Linked DNA regions of Homo sapiens: region 1 is linked to region 2. A link is a loop called in an ENCODE intact Hi-C map of the cell type or tissue named here. Cell type or tissue: heart right ventricle. All regions are shown on one strand. Links, peaks and the distances in the headings refer to the core of each region. The heading gives the core; the rest is flanking DNA.

The links. A loop is a pair of places that touch in the nucleus more often than their neighbours do. Peaks named below come from ENCODE experiments on the same cell type or tissue, not always from the same donor. Only the 100,000 strongest peaks of a DNase experiment are listed, where the experiment ranks them.
Region 1: it touches region 2 in a loop (5-fold over the local background); 4 of 110 quality-filtered maps call a loop at or near these places.

What each region holds. Positions count from the first base shown.
Region 1 is chr9:96,533,935-96,542,447 of GRCh38, reverse strand. CDC14B (cell division cycle 14B) reads left to right here. Exons shown (of 14, transcript NM_033331.4): 6 at 556-622; 7 at 3,308-3,370; 8 at 7,906-7,993; 9 at 8,291-8,513. Among named protein-coding and RNA genes, the nearest start is that of CDC14B, 82 kb to the left of the region's middle. In heart right ventricle, for the core only: no CTCF peak of the experiment used is centred there; no DNase peak of the experiment used is centred there.
Region 2 is chr9:96,481,614-96,490,126 of GRCh38, reverse strand. It overlaps HABP4 (hyaluronan binding protein 4), which reads right to left. Exons shown (of 8, transcript NM_014282.4): 6 at 5,494-5,665; 7 at 1,853-2,038; 8 at 1-145. The coding sequence ends at 89. Among named protein-coding and RNA genes, the nearest start is that of HABP4, 36 kb to the right of the region's middle. In heart right ventricle, for the core only: no CTCF peak of the experiment used is centred there; DNase peaks (open chromatin) are centred at 1,956 and 3,306; H3K27ac peaks cover 2,677 bases.

The sequences.
Region 1 (8,513 bases), core at 149-8,148, 52 kb before region 2:
ATAGCAACAAAATGCTTATGACCTTCTACCTAATATTTTAAATGTGACCTTGATTTCTCAGTATTTCTGTCATACTTGGTTGGAGACACACACACACAGACAGACACACGTATAAATAGACACACATACACACATATGTTTATTACAGGATCAAAAAGCAGTCTTTCCCAGTAAGATTTTCATACGGTATTTTCCAGTTTAAAGAAAAAATTCAAATGCTTTGCCCCTTTGGGGGAGAGATAGGTATTGATTTGTTGAATTCAAGAAGGTGGCTCAGCTGTTAAAGCCAAAAATAATCCAGAGAGAACATTTGAAATTTAGGAAGTGGTCATTATTGATCCAGGCCCATAAAACAGTACCTATTGGAATAGGTAGAAACTGCAGTGAAATTTGTAATTGATTTATCTTTTATTTAAAAGTCAAAAGGCGAGATTTTTTTCTTCTTGATAATGGTTCAGAGTGTACATTTGATTTTAAATTCTAGTCACCTTTGTCTTAGGTAAGTGTAATTGCAGAAAATTAACTGATCTACATTTTATTACTCTTGGGTTTCAGAGATGCTGCCTATGGAAGTTGCAATTTCTACATTACACTTCTTGACTGTTTTCATGCAGTAAAGAAGGTGAGTGACATGTAGGATGCACCCAGTGTTGTGTTGAGGAACTAACATGCGGTCCAAGAAAACTAGGCCTTCTTCCCGAGATCTTTTTGTTAGTGTTTCTTCCAAGATGCCTATGGTGACAGAGGTGCTCCATTTCCCAACTAATGTCAGAATGAGACCAAACCAGGAAACAGTTTATTCTGAATTTCTGAGTGCTTCTATGTATGAGTTGGGGGAAAAGTCACTTAAGAAACAGGGAAAATAAGAGTTATACGATTAGGTTCTAGATCCAGAATTGGTTTTGAGTATATTATGATCTAAAAGAACAAAAGTAAAGATGACTTGTTTACTGGTAAGTTCTCTTTGATTTGTATATTCTATATACCTGATTCCTGCCAATACCATTACAACAGACGTAACACAGTCACTGTCAAACACTTCATTTTTGTTTTGTCAGGCGTTCAATTTCTAGTTCAACAGAATTTGAATGCCTCAATTAGTTTGTTATACAGTTTTATGTGAAACTAAGTGGGTCACTGCTGCTTTGTCAAACTATTTCCAAGTGATTCCTTGGGTCATAACCAGGGCTGCTGTGTTGATTCCAGGGGACACCCTCCCTATCACGTTCTACGTGAACAGGGTCCCCTGGGGTCACACAGTGCAGCAAGTCCTGGTATTAATGTCAGGACAGCAGGAGAAACTAGAATGGTAAATCAGTAGCCCATGGATCAAATAAGCCTTTGACAGCATTTTTCTGTAACTTGTGCTTTTAGAGCCAAAAGGAACCCAGGTTTACTTTCTTGTATAATGAAACATGGTGGCTTGCTGGGAATTGTGACAGACATGTCTTAAAACGAGAGGACTAATCAGCATACAAATTCAGAGACTAATTGATATACTTTTTTCCCTGTATCAATCAATGAGGTATGGGCACATTGTTTGGATTTGAGCCCAGTGACTGTGGGATATGGAGCTGATTGGGGTAGTTGCCATGAGCTCTGAGGCGGCTCCATGGGCCCTCAGTGTGGGCAGGTATGGGGCACTGGTGGAAATCAGGAGACCAAAGGGCAACAGGTGTAAATGGTACCTTCTGGTTGCAGTTGCAGCCCCTGCCAGGTGGGCTCATGCAGGCAGGCACACTCACCTTTAAAAAGAGAAAAGTAAAGCTTTGAGGGGTTTGGAAATGATCTATTATAACACCATATGGCAGCTTCTATTATTATTTTTTGGCTTTTTTTTTTTTAATTGGGTATTGCACCCAAAGTCAATTAGCTGGTACGATAGGTCAAAGATTGCCATTTGCATACTATATTTTGGGTTTTTTTAAAATTAAATTTTCATTTTTTCTGCTATGCTCAGCTAATTTTTATATTTTTTGTGGAGATGAGGTCTCACTATGTTGCCTAGGCTGGTCTCAAACTCCTGAGCTCAAGCGATCCACTCACCTTGGCCTCCCAAAGTGCTGGGATTACAGGCGTGCACCACCGCACCCAGCCACTATATTTAGTTTTATTTAAGGGTCACTATCTTCTGATTTGCAGTGTAAGCATTTTTTATTTGTGACTGATTTTGAATATTGCATATATGAAGAAACATGCATCAATGTAATTATGTTTTCAGTGTGATTCACTTCCAATAAGATCACCTCATGAAATTCAAAGGAAAATAGGAATTCCTTATAAACTACTTTTTTTTATTGTTTCATTCTATTAGAAATAGCTGTAGTCCAAAATCATGAAATATATTGCAGTCAAGGAAATAAATTTTGTGATTGACTTAGTCTTGGGATTAGTGTTTAAATAACTATATAAAATGAAGACCTTTTTAGTTGATATTCTAGCCTTCTTATTTTACATTTGTATTTCAGTAGTTTACTTTTGAAAACTGGGTGTACAAAAGCCCCCTCTTTGAACCAAGAATACCTTGTGGATCAGCAATTCTTGCTTCCCTCCTGTTTGGCTCAGGGATCAGCAGCCAGGAGGATATTTCTCAGAGGCTGCTAGGTCTGTTTGTCCTTGTCTCAGAAAATAGACACTCTGCTTATTTTGGTTATCATACTCTGCCTGCTATCACACAGAGTAAGGCTATAGGATAGGACAGAAATTTTTTTTGTTTTATTCCTATGGAAAGAATATCTTTTTTTTCCTCAAAAGTTTTGATTTTAGTGTTGATGTCAGAGCTGTTTACTTTAGGGAACATTGATTAAAGACTGTTCGGAAGAATTTGAAAATGAAGATATGGATGAAGTATGAGGGTTTTGTTTGGGATAAACTAGCACATGGATTCTCTCCTCTTTCTTATCGATGTAGAGACCATTGGGTTGTGCATTATATTTGAATCCTAAACTTCTGAATTTTCAGCCAGGGGTGGTAGTGATCTGGTAAGAGAAGAGGATTACTTTCAGGGCGTGATTATTTAACAATACATGGATAGGATGACTGGTGAATGAAAATAAAAAAGCACATCTCACAAACAAAATCCAAACAAAACACAACAAACTTATTACATATAGTTATAATTAATTTCCATATAAAAGAAGCACTTAGAAGACGCCGCCCACTTCCTTTGAAAGCTGTTCAGTGGAAAGTAATCTGATCATGACAATACTTTCTTGGGGGGCCCCTGATATTTAGTATTCTGAAATTGGATAGGAAACTGTTTTCTTATTTGCATCCTTGTTCTTAAAAGCTTTCTTTTGGATTTTAGGCAATGCAGTATGGCTTCCTTAATTTCAACTCATTTAACCTTGATGAATATGAACACTATGAAGTAAGTCTTCAAGGATCATGTTTTCAACTCTTCCTCCCCCCGCCCAGCTTTATTGAGGGGAATAATTGACAAATAAAACTTATATATACTTAAGATGTACAAAGTAATGTTTTGATATATGTATACACCATGAAATGATTACCTAATCAAGCTAATTAACATATTCATCACCTCACATAATTTAGTCTTTTGGCGTGTGTGATGAGAATACCTGAGATGTACTCTAGCAGATTTCAAGCATACAGTACACACATTAGATCTCCAGAATTTACTTATCCTCTGATGGTTTGTACTCTGACCAAAATTTCTCTGCCTGTTTTTAATTTTTCTTTTTTTAAATTGAAAAAAAAAGAGAGAGACCAAGTCTCGCTCTGTTACCTAGGCTGAAGTGCAGTGGTATACATGGCTCACTGCAGCCTTGAACTTCTGGGATTAAATGATCCTCTCTCTTCAGCCTCCCAAGTAGCTGGAATCACAGGTATGTACCACCATGCCAGGCTAATTTTTTAATTTTTATTTTTGTAGAGATGGGGTTTCACTTTGTTGCCCAGGCTAGAGTTGAACTCCTGGCCTCAAGCACTTCTCCCACCTTGGCCTCCCAAAGTGCTAGGATCACAGATGTGTGCCACTGTGCACGGCCCTGTTTTTAGCTTTCTTAATCACCCATTTCACTTACAGAAGCAATATTCTTGTTTTGTTTTAGACGTGTATAGAGTGAAAAAAAGTCAAGTCTTCATCTTCTTATCCCTATTTCTCCTGTCCCAATTCTCAGTGGGAATTTCTGCATTTGATGCACAATTCTAGAGTGAATGAGTGTGCCCCGTGTGTTCTTTATACTGTTTAGTTTAAATGTATTTTAGTATTGATGGCTGTCACACAGTGATTGAGATGCTTTTAAAACCCTTAGCATAGAATAAGATGAGATGAATAGTCATTATACACCTAATTATCTCTGGAAAATATCTTTGTTTTTGCCATAACCTTCGGTTTGTCAGGACACTTCTGGTTGCAAGTTACAGAAAGTAAACACAAATAGCTTAAATAAAAAAGGAAAAATCTGCCAGGCGCAGTGGCTCATGCCTGTAATCCTAGCACTTTGGGAGGCCTAGAGGGGCAGATTGCCTGAGCTCAGGAGTTTGAGATCAGCCTGGGCAACATGGTGAAACCTCATCTCTAAAATACAAAAAGTTAGCCAGGCGTGGTGGTGGGCGCCTGTAGTCCCAGCTACTCAGGAGGCTGAGGCAGGAGAATCACTTGAACCCGGGAGGCAGAGGTTGCCGTGAGCCAAGATCACCCCACTGCACTCCAGCCTGGGTGACAGAGCAAGATTCTGTCTCAAAAAAAAGGGAAAAATTTACTGGATTACATAAATTAAAAGTCCAGGAATAGGATTGGCTTCTAGCATGCCCCTTCAGGTGCTCAGACACTTAATCAGAAATTGGACTTGAAGTTAGTTTTATTCTCAGGCCAGCCTTCTCCAGTAGTGATAAAGATGGCCACCAGCAACTTTGACCTGCCAGTTTGGCAAAATGATCAGAAAAGTGTAATCTTAGCTCCATCAGAAGGCCCAGGAATGCCTCTCACTGGCCTGACTTACGTCATGTGCCCATCTCTGCACCAGCCTGTGTTCTTTGGCAGGGCAGGGCTAAGGAATACTCTGGCCAGCCTTAGTTCTCTGGCCATCCCAGGAGCCTGGGGCATAGGGTCAGCCCCATCAAACCAGCCGGACCAAAAAAAAATTTATTTTCTAACAGTTTTATTTTATTTTATTTTTCTTTCTTTCTTTTTTAGAGACAGGGTCTCACTCTGCTGCCCAGGCTGGAGTGCAGTGGTGCGATCTTGGCTCACTGCATTCTCTCTCCCAGGTTCAAGTGATCCTCCCACCTCAGCCTCCCAGTAACGGGGACTACAGGCACGTGCCACCATGCCCAGCTAATTTTGTAATTTTTTTGTAGAGATGGGATTTCGCCATGTTTCCCAGCCTGGTCACAAACTCCTGCACTCAAGGGATCTACCTGCCTCAGTCTCCCAAAGTGCTGGGATTACAGATGTAAGCCACGGCACCCAACCACACAAAATTTCTTAAAAACATAGGACAGGGCCAGGGAGAGATAAGCCAGGCAAAACCACAGGTGTGTTCTATGTTTTTTAACATAGTATATATATTTTAAAAAGAATAAATAATTTGATTCTACAGCTTTATCCTCCAAATAGGGAATGAGTAAGATACTGTGCTAAAGCCCTTTTCAGCCCAGAGTAGTTGTAGCCTCCTGTCTTCTTACCCTGCTGTAGTTACCTTGAGCAGACTTGCTCCCCAGCACTGGGGAGATGATTCCTCAAACAGCAGCACTTCATGTGGCAGCATCTTGAATCCTCAGAGAATTCTTTTTCACAACGTCCAAAGTAAATATTATTTCAAACTCTTACGTTTAACTGAACTGTTTTTTCAATTTCAGTTAATAATGACACTCAGTTGTTTCTGTGATGTACCAAAGATGTAAGAATACATTGTAGGATTCATTAGGGCCAACCCTGTCTTTACTTCTCTGATAGCAGTCCATTTCTAAAGTACAACGTACATTTAACTAGCACCTTAAACTTACAGAATATAGCTAAGTTATTAACACCTTTTTTGCGCTTGTCCTTAAAACATTAAACATTTGAAACAAGTTACTTTGTCTATGTAAGCAAAACTGCTAAAAACACTAGTTGGTATTTGTTCCTTTTGTAGTGATGCCTTTGTGTGCTATTAATGAATAATATAGGCACTAAGTAACTCCCCTGTTACTACTGTAGAGATTGGAGGGTCTGGGCTGGGGGGTAGCAGGGGCACACCACAAACGTCTTCACCTCCATGAAGCTGTGTGGTGACACAGGGAACTGTTTAGGTTCCCACACACCAGTTCAGTTATTATAGTGTATTTAGAAATTTGGGGATAGTGTCATTCATTGATTCTACAATGCCCATTTTTTCCTATTTCAGCTCCTCTGAATTCAGGATGTATCTTAATTAATGGCATCAGCAATTCAGTGAAATCTAGTTGTTGCCAACAACTGATCACGGGTTTGTTATTTAAAAGTCCAGATTTCTGATTTCACTTTAAAATCAGAATATCTGGCAACAGCTGCCCTCATTCCTGCTTTGACCTTTCCTTTTCTTTTTATTTAAAGAGAGAGGGTCTCACTGTGTTGCCCTGGCTGGACTCAAATTCCTGGGCTTAAGTGATCCTTCTGCCTCAGCCTCCCAAGTAGCTAGGACTACAGGTGCATGCCACTGCACCCGGCTGTTTAGACCTTTGTATTATGGAACATGGGCTGACTGATTCCCCATGTTGATCATTAAGTCCAGTAAACTGGTTTGGGATTACCTGCTTGGTCCCTGTAGATATTCAAGAAACTCTGTTATTTTTTACTCATTTTTAGGTACACGTAGAAACACCCCAATTTCAAAGCTAATTTATCTGTTGTTTTTAATCACGAGTCCTCTCCTTCTGCACTATCAAGTGTCTTCTACTTCCTGCTTAAGTCTCTGTTGTCCATTTCATTAAGACAGAAGTTTCTATTATTGTTAAATTTGAACTGTATCTATGTTATAATAGTAATGGTAACTCAATCCAAAGGACCTAATAACAGGAAGTAACATGTCTTACATATCAGTTTATATTTGTTTTTTTGTAGGGACATACTGTGATCTTGGTATACTTGTAATTTTTTAGTTTCCTGGTCGGTTCAGTGCATTTATTTATTTATTTTTTTAATTTTTGTTTTTTGAGACAGAGTTTCGCTCTTGTTGCCCAGGCTGGAGTGCAATGGCACAATCTCGGCTCACTACAACTTCCGCCTCCTGGGTTCAAGCAATTCTCCTGCCTCAGCCTCCCGAGTAGCTGGGATTACAGGCATGCGCCACCATGCCTGGCTAATTTTGTAGTTTTTAGTAGAGGCAGGATTTCTCCATGTTGGTCAGGCTGATCACGAACAAATGAACTTTTTAAATTGGTTGCCTTATTAAATAGTTAGGAAGATAGTGGAAAGATATATCTCTGTAAGTAGGTAAGTAAGTAAATATTGGGAAGCCAGAAACCTAAGTAGATAGTTTTTCCCCCTTTATTCGTGGAGTCAAGATTGCTCATGTTGGAAGCCAGTTAGTCATTCAGGAAAACAGGGAAGTTCCCAGATTCCTTATACTGGAAAAGTTTGCTTGCTTTCTTATTAATTAGCAGCAACTATAATGAGAATTGATTCAGATAAAATAACCAAATAGTATATTTGTATGGCAGCAGTCAGCTCTGTATTCCAAGGGCTGATACCCTAGCAATGAAACACTGTTAAAAGAAGATGATTAGGAACAGGATATACGTCCATTCCCTAGATATACTTATAGCAGGGCAAATTGAGATTCCTGTCTCATGGCAATTTGTAAACAGCTTTTCCGCTAAAGCAAATGAGTTTGAAGTCCTTCAGAGACTCAGTCTTGAGTAGAGAGGTTGTGGGGAGAATACATTTAAAAACGAATTGTGCTGGTCTTCCCCTTGCAGAAAGCAGAAAATGGAGATTTAAATTGGATAATACCAGACCGATTTATTGCCTTCTGTGGACCTCATTCAAGAGCCAGACTTGAAAGTGGTATGTGAAATTATGGCATTAATCTCATTTTGTTATTGAAAATATCTATCCTATATTTTCTTTTGAAAGAGTTACACCAAGCTTGACCAAGTGTTAATTATTATTTAAGCATACTTGGTCACTTCAGTAGATCATTCTGACTGGATTTTAACTTTCTTTTCTTTTGTTTTTTACAGTTATAATCAAATTGGTATTTAATTCCCAGTCCAGATACTGTTTCCGTTCAGTTACAGGTGAAACTATTAGCCATTGTTTTCTTTATGTGTTTTATAAGATCTGGTGCATTTCTTTATGTAGGTTACCACCAACATTCTCCTGAGACTTATATTCAATATTTTAAGAATCACAATGTTACTACCATTATTCGTCTGAATAAAAGGATGTATGATGCCAAACGCTTTACGGATGCTGGCTTCGATCACCATGATCTTTTCTTTGCGGATGGCAGCACCCCTACTGATGCCATTGTCAAAGAATTCCTAGATATCTGTGAAAATGCTGAGGGTGCCATTGCAGTACA
Region 2 (8,513 bases), core at 94-8,093:
TCTTAGAGTCTGACTCCCTTGGCCCAGCTGGAAAAGTCTCCCCACAGGTGTGCAGTGCAGCTCCGCGGTGCTGGGAAACAGGGCTCTTTCAAGACAGCGCAGGGAAATCTTCCGGGTCATCTGGGTTGGGGGCAACATCTTGCATCTAAAGAAAAAAAGAAATACTTTGAAATCCACTGCCCCTTCATCCATTCCCGATATCCCAGTGGGATAACAAGGGCCTGGCACCAACGCTGAGGGGCCTGCATTAGAGGCAGGACCCACAGTGGGAAGGGGAGAGTCACAGGTCACTGCTAACCCAGGAAAGTACAGCTCCCCCTCCCACACAGGCCTCCAGCCTCCTCGAAAAAGGAGCTGCCTCCCTTCCTACGTCCTGCAAGCTCTTACTGGGGGTTCTGCATGGGCACGTCCTTCATCGAGTAAATAGAATGGTTACTGCGTGCCGGGCACTGGAGGAGCACAGACAGTGCCTATCCTCGGGGAGCTCACGGTGCTGGAGAAACTGACCATCGAATCAGGAGCTTCACTAACACGTCCTGGGAAGGAGGGGCCACAGGAGGGCCATCCAGTGCAATTTGGTGGCACAGTGGACACCAAGGTCAGGCAAGGTTTTGTGGGAAGAGAAGGTTCTCCCTGGGATGAACCTCAATGGATGAGCAAAGGGAACAAGGACTTGGATTGGGAAACAGTGTGACCTGATGGGGGCGGGGGCGGGCCCTAAGGGCGGTTCTGAGGTGGAGGGATGCACAGGTTGTGGAGGTGGGGACAGATGCCAGTGAAGAGGTGGGTGGCACTGGATCTCAGAGTGGTTTCCCAACACACTCCCTGGAGTGCTGCAGGGGACAGAGCTCCGCTATAGGAAAGGAGTGAGGGTGTGTTTCCTATCGCAGAATAGACCCTATTTCCAACCTGGCCCCAAATATACCCCTACACCCCCCGCCCAAAAAATTGTGTTTTTGCTCCTGCTTAAGCAAAAACAAACCATAGACACTGCTTCCAGGGGCTGCTCCCTAGAGCGAGGGAACCGGGCAGCAGGAGGAGCATTGCCAAGACCAGCCACAGAGAAGGGGTCTGTGCCATGGGGCCTCGGGGCTGATTTCCAATGAATAAGTGTCCATACCACATTAGGAAGCACCTACTACATGCCAGGCACTGCGTGGCACTGCGTAAACCGGTAATGAGCAAAAGCAGCCGCTGACCGATAGCCACACCAGTGAGAATACAGCCGCACACGGAGATCAGGCTTCAATGAAAAGAAACTCCTTTGCTCCGAGACCTTGATCGGTCTAGGAGATGTGATCAAAGAAACCTGTGAGGAAGTGAGGCTGGAAGGATGAATGGAGGCCAGCAGGCAGAGGCCAGGGGTAAGGAGCGTGCTGTGTTGAGAGCTAGAATCAGGCAGCCTTGGCTGAGGACGGTGTGAGGCAGGTGAGCCGGGGAGGGGTTGAGGAAGGTCCCCTCACAAAGGGCTTGAGATCTTAGGGAGGATTCTGTCCACTCTGACAGCATCACCTGAGCCCAAGGCACACAATCAGGCCACAGTAAGCAAAACGTCAGGTGCTCCAGTTCAATCCCAAGCCTGGGGATCTTGTCTAATGCGGGTGACAGTGAGTTTCTCTCTGATCCCGGGAGTGCCTTCACAGCAGACCCTGGAAGCCAGGGCTACAGAACGGTCTCTAGGCAAGATGTCCATGATGCTACAACACCGTCCAAATGCCCCAACATCAGTCCCACACTAGCTACAGAAAGAAGTGACTGCAGAAACTCATGACCCTCTGAAATTAGACCATCCTGGGCCCAGGGCACTGTCCTTATTAACTTCTTTCGCCAAACCGTCAATACAGACACCTACCACCACTTCTGCTCTGGGTCCATAGTTCTCTGCCCTCCTGATCCTTCCCCGGCCTCCCCGGGTGCCTCCTCTGGCTCCACGCCCAGGACGAGGGAGGTTACCAAAATTAATCTCCAGCTGGGATGTGATGTCATTGGCGGGTTTCCGGAAAACATGGGAATCGTCCTCATAGTCATCTTTTACCATCTGAAACACAATTACAGCATCAAACACGCACAAGTCCACAGCCATCCCCACACTCATCTGGCTTAGTGGCTGCAGTGTGCTACACAGGAGCTAAAACACCATCAGGGGCTAGTCAGAGCCATTCTCTGGATTTGTCTCTGGCCCTGGGCTGCAGAGCTGGACAAAGGAAGACAGCACTGCTGTTCTGATTCTAAGACAGTGAGTTCTGTATGTTCTAGAGTCCCACATTCTTGCAATTACAATCTTAATCCAAACATCTTTGAACTTATTATGATTTCAAGTGGGACCAAATTTCTATCAGCTGAGCAGGTTAAGATATAAGATTTGGCATGACTAATAATAGCAAACAATATACATGTTTTATATCTAAGTGTATTTTGCTGAGATAAAAAAGTTTTCATTTCTGCTTATTTTCTGTCTTATCTGTTCACAAATGCTTTGATAAATAAGGAAATATCCCCTTCCCAGAACAGAACTTAACAGAGAAATTCCTTTCAGCATGGGTGCTGATTATAATACCATGTGCTAAAAATCACATGATTTATAATAAACAATTCTGACTCAAAATATAGAGAAACTTTATAAAAACAAGAGTATGGTTACCTGAGTGTTCTACCAACACTGCACAAAGAAGTCAAGCTGCTTTTTAAGAACTGCTTTCATTAAAATTCTATCTCTTGTGACAGCTATATTAAATAAATTAATTAAATCTGATCCAAATTTGATTTGGCTTCAACTCATAATAATGGGTATCACACACACACACACACAAAAACCCCACTTTAAGTAAAGTAAAAACCTACAGAAAGGAAGATATGTCAGTGATTTCAGATGAGAATCTCCAAAGTGCTACAACATTAAACATTCCTACAACCAGGAAATGGAGCAAAGTTTCCACGAGCATATCAACACCTTTAGGCCATATGCTCATGACAGCCTTCATGTTTAACATTTGTGTCCCCTTTGAGGTCTCAGGTTAAAATAAAGCAGAGGCTTTAGGTAGTTGGATGCTTAATGCTAAAAAGGTGAAGAAAAACAGTCCAGGAGCACTGGCATTCTGTAAAAAGATACACACAAAAAATAGTAACAGGCAAAATACTCAACCCTTGCCTTGTTTGGCACTCAGCAGGGAAGCGCTGGTAAGGTCTCCCTGGGGTCCCTGCTCTGAGTCGCCTCCCACTGCAGGAAGGGGCAGGAAGGGCCTCGGGGCAGTGGAGCAGGGAGTGGACACAGTCTAAGGCTTGGGCTCCACTTGCAGCTCCAGCTGGCCCTGGCCCAAGTGCTTTCACCGCCCAGTGCCTTACGCGAGGTTGTTACTAGGTCTGAACTTTGCTAGGTATTCTAGTGCTTCTGCCTCTTCAGGTGTCCAGAACAAAGTAAACTGATGAACCCAAGATCTGGCTTGTGTTGCTTTAAGAACAATTCCTAGCTAAAATCTTCAATCCTCCAAGATTAACAAGGACCAAGATGTGTGCTTCACTGAGACCAGGCTTGATGACTCAGCTAACCCACTTGCTTCAAATATTCTGGGAGACCTCTGGAGCCCGGGAGGACAAATCTGGTGTGGATTAAGAAAGAGCAGCTTCTATTTTTACCTAACATGTCAGCTGCATATTTCAATCCTGACAGCACATTTGTTTTAGAGAAATTTTTATTTACAATGCCTAGAACAAAAAAGAACAAAGGAAGTGGACAGGTTAAGAACCAACCCAGCTTGCTAATGGAGTTAGAAAACACCTCCCAGAGATTGCCAGGGAAATAAAGCTCCGGCCGCCTATGTCTACAAAAAGCCATTTCTTGTGGAACAGCTCAAAACTCAGTAAGGCCTCCTACAGCTTGGACTGACCAAAACAAGAGGATGGGAGAGAATCCTGTATCTTTTTTTTTGTTTTGTTTGGAGACGAAGTCTCACTTTGTTGCCCAGGCTGGAGTGCAATGGCGTGATCTCGGCTTGCTGCAACCTCTGCTTCCCGGGTTCAAGCGATTCTCCTGCCTCAGCCTCCCGAGTAGCTGGGACTACAGGCACCCGCCAACCGCCCGGCTAGTTTTTGTATTTTTAGTAGAGACAGGGTTTCACTATGTTGGCTAGGCTGGTCTCGAACTCCTGACCTCAGGTGATCCACCTGCCTTGGCCTCCCAAGAACCCTGTATCTTAAATGACACCTAATCAAAGTACTCACTCAGAAAATGAAACTAACCAAAGTGTAAATGACAACTCTACAATAGCATAACATTCCTGAGATTCCACATGAAAATCAATAACTAATACCCCACAGAGAGGAAGAACCTGCTACCTGCTCACTCCCACCTCGAAATAGTGACTGGTATCAAGCTGTAGATGGAATGATACAGATTCTAAATCCCATAATGGGAATGCTTCAGTGGACCTAGCCTTAAGTTCAGTAACAAGTCGGGGACTTGATGACCCCATGGCATCCCTATCAACATATGCTGCTAGATGTTTCCCCGAAACCTCTCCCTGCAAAACTGAAGCTTCTGAGAAGAGCTGGACGTAAGCCGTGAGCAATAAGGCCTCACAACACGGAGGAGCTCCCTGAGCAACCCCTGCAGCACGCTGGCCGCTGTGGCAGTGCCTGACCGAGCAGCCAAGCGTTCGGGGACTCATCTCCCGCCACGTCTGCAGTTAGGCAGGGGGCGCAAAGCTGCTGAACCAACATGGGAAAGGCGTCAGAAGTGCATGGAACCTCAACCACAGTTTAAAAAGTCATCAACTACTCGGCCAGGTGCAGTGGCTCACGCCTGTAATCCCAGCACTTTAGAAGGCTGAGGCTGGTGGATCACCTGAGGTCGGGAGTTCAAGACCAGCCTGACCAACATGGAAAAGCCCCGTCTCTACTAAAAATACAAAATTAGCCGGGGTGGTGGCGCATGCCTGTAATCCCAGCTACTTGGGAGGCTGAGGCACGAGAATCGCTTGAACCCGGGAGGCGGAGGTTGCGGTGAGCCAAGATCGCGCCACTGCACTCCAGCCTGGGCAACAAGAGCGAAACTCCATCTCAAAAAAAAAAAAAAGTCATCAACTACTCAGTGAAATGCTCTTATCAAGAAACAGAGTTGAAAGTAACCTACTCAGGGGACACAGAGTGTAGTTCTCCTTTGATTAACTCTGAATTGTACAAGACACAATCTGTAACTCTCCCTTGAGAAAAATGAAATACAGTTAATACACAGTATGTGTACAGTACCCGCATAGTCCCAGGGTGAGCAGAAGATGCACTGTCACTCTAACTGCTCTGTGCATCTGTCAATACCTCAAGTTTCAATTCCTTTTCTTAATGAACAATACAGTAAAATTAGGCATGCATCATCTCTGATTAGAAACAAAGACTGCCAACTACTAATGTTCCATTTTCAAGACAGAAGTGGAAAGGTACATTTCACTTCCAGTAAGGTAAAAGTAAAGATTACCTCTACATACGAAATGCAATGCTTACATCATCTCTGTATTTTGACTTGTGAATCACCACGGCTTTGGAAGGAACAGTGGATTCTGGTTTCCGGATGTTAAACTCAGGCTTTGGTCTGGTCTGTTCTTGAAGATTTTTCCACTCATCTAAAGTCATCTCTTGAACTTGGGTTTCTTCTTCTACCTCCAACTCAGGAACTCTATAAAGAGATATATAATCATAAAGAATACTTTTTGATGGTACTAAAATGTCTACTTTATAAAGAAAAAGTTATAACCATTAATTCAACATATTTTTGTGGTACTGCATTTCAAATGCAAATAAGGTAAGGAAATCTTTGACTCACAAGCTTCCATATTTCATTTTCAACATTTTATGTCATCACTGCCAACAGAAGATACTTCCTATCTGTGTTCAAATCAATCTTTGAAAAATGGGAACATCACCATCCTGATGACATTAACATCACACTTCACCACTGGCACTCCCTTCCAGACAGCATGACAGACAAAATGAGGTAATTATGGACAATGGGTTGAAATAAAATACAGGAAACCATAAACAAGTTTTAAAGCAGTGGCTCATGAATGCATACTTTTGCAAATATCCTCTTTAATGAGTTTTAAAAAGAAAACAAAAGACAGAAATATAGATTGAGAGCAAAGAATTCAGAGTCCAGAAATAAACCCTCACATTTACGGTCAACTGATTTTTTTTTTCCAACCGTGGTGCCAAAGACAATTCAATGGAGAATGAAAAGTATTTTCAACAAACGGTGCTTGGGCAACTGGATATCCACACACACCAAAAGAAAGAATGAAGTTAGACCTACCTCACACCATAAATACAAGAGCTAAAATATAAAACTCTTAGCAGAAAACCTAGGCAGAAACTTTCTTAACCCTGGACTGGGCAATGGTTTCTTCCACATGACACCAAAAAAACAAGCAACAAAAGTACATACATTGAACATCATCAGATACTTTTATACTACAAAGGACACCATCAAGAAAGTAAAAAGACAGTCCACAAAATGGGATAAAATATTTACAAATAATATATCTCACAAGGGACTTGTATCTAGAATACATAAAGAATTCTTTATGAACAGCCAAGCGTGGTGGCTCATGCCGATAGTCCTAGCTACTCAGGGGGCTGAGGTGGGAGGATCGCTTGAGGCCAGGCATCTGAGGCTGCAGTGAGCTATGATCACACGTGTGAATGGCCACTGTGTTCCACCTTGGGCAACAGAATGAGACACTGTCTCTTTAAAAAAAAAAAAAAGAATGCTTTATGAATTCTAGATACAAGTCCTCTTTAGTTGAGACAAATGACCACCCTCCCCCCAAAAAAGGCAAGGATCTGAGTGAACATTTTTCCAGAGAAGATATACAAATAGGCAGTAAGATGTTGCACATCATTAGCTATTAGAGAAAGACAAGTCAAAACCACAGAGCTGCACCAGTCCACACCCAGTGGGATGGTTAGAACCAAAACGACATTTGACAAGCGTTGGGGAGGATGTGGAGAAACTGGAACCCACATACACTGCCAGTGGGAATGTGAAATGGTGTAGCCTCTTTGGAAAGCAGTCTGGCGGTTCCTCAAAAATCTAAGCTGAGTTAGCCTCTGACCCGGAAATTTCACTCCTGGGTTTATACCCAAGAGAAATGAAAACACACATCCACATGAAAACTTAAACCCAAGTGTTCACTGCAGTGCTATTCATAATAGCCAAAAAGTGGACACAACCTAAATGTCTATTAACTAATGAGTGGATAAACCAAATATGGCACATTTTTTGGAATATTATCTGGCAATAAAAAGAAACAAAGTATTAATACACATTACGACATGAACAAACCTTGAAAAAATGATGCAAGTGAAATAAACCAGGCAGAAAAGACTTCTGTGTATGATTCCATTTACATGAAATATTCAGAGGAGCCAGATTCACACAGACAGGAGGCAGGTCAGTGGTGGCCAGGGCTGCAGGGAGGGAGGATAGGGAGTGACTGCTGAATGGGCATGGGGTTTCCTTTTGGGATGATAACAACCTTCTGGAGCCAGATCATGGTGATGGTTGCATAACACTCTGAATGTACTAAATGCCACTGAATTGTACACTTTAAAAGGATTAAAATCGTAGATTTGAAAATCATCACAAAAATACACACAAAAAAAGAAAAACAGAAATGAAGACTGGCACATGCTACAACATGAATGAAGCTGAAAACTTGATGCTAATAGTTAAAATAAGCCAGGTGCAAAAGGAACATTGAACGATTCCACTTAGATGAGGCACCTAGAATAGGCAAATTCATAAACACGAGTAAAATAGAGATTACTACATGCTGAGGAGAAATGGGGAGTTAGTGTTAAATGGATATAGAGTTTCTGTTTGTGATGAAAAAGTTCTACAAGGCCAGGCACAGTGGCTCAAGCCTGTAATCCTAGCACTTTGGGAGGCTGAGGCAGGCGGATCATGAGGTCAGGAGTTCGAGACCAGCCTGGCCAATACGGTGAAACCCCGTCTCTACTAAAAAATACCAGAAAAATTAGCCGGGTGTAGTGGAATGTGCCTGTAGTCCCAGCTACTCAGGAGGCTGAGGCAGGAGAATCGCTTGAACCCGGGAGGTGGAGGTTGCAGTGAGCCGAGATCGCACCACTGCACTCCAGCCTGGACAACAGAGTGAGATTCCATCTCAAAAAAAAAAAAAAAGTTCTAGAGATGGATGGTGGTGATGGTTACACACAATATGAATGTTACTGATGCCATTAAATTATATATATTAAAATGGTAAAAATGGCAATTTTTATGTTATTTTTACTGCAATTTTAAAAAATTAATAATGTAACATACCCCAAACCATCCATCCATGCATTCAGTCGTTTACTCATTTATTTGTTTGATACAGGCTGGGTTTCACTCTGTTGGCCAGGCTGGAGTACAGTGGCATGATGATGGCTCACCATACCTTCAACCTCCTGAGCCCAAGGATCCTCCCACCTCAGCTTCCTGAGAGTAGCTGGGACTACAGGTACGA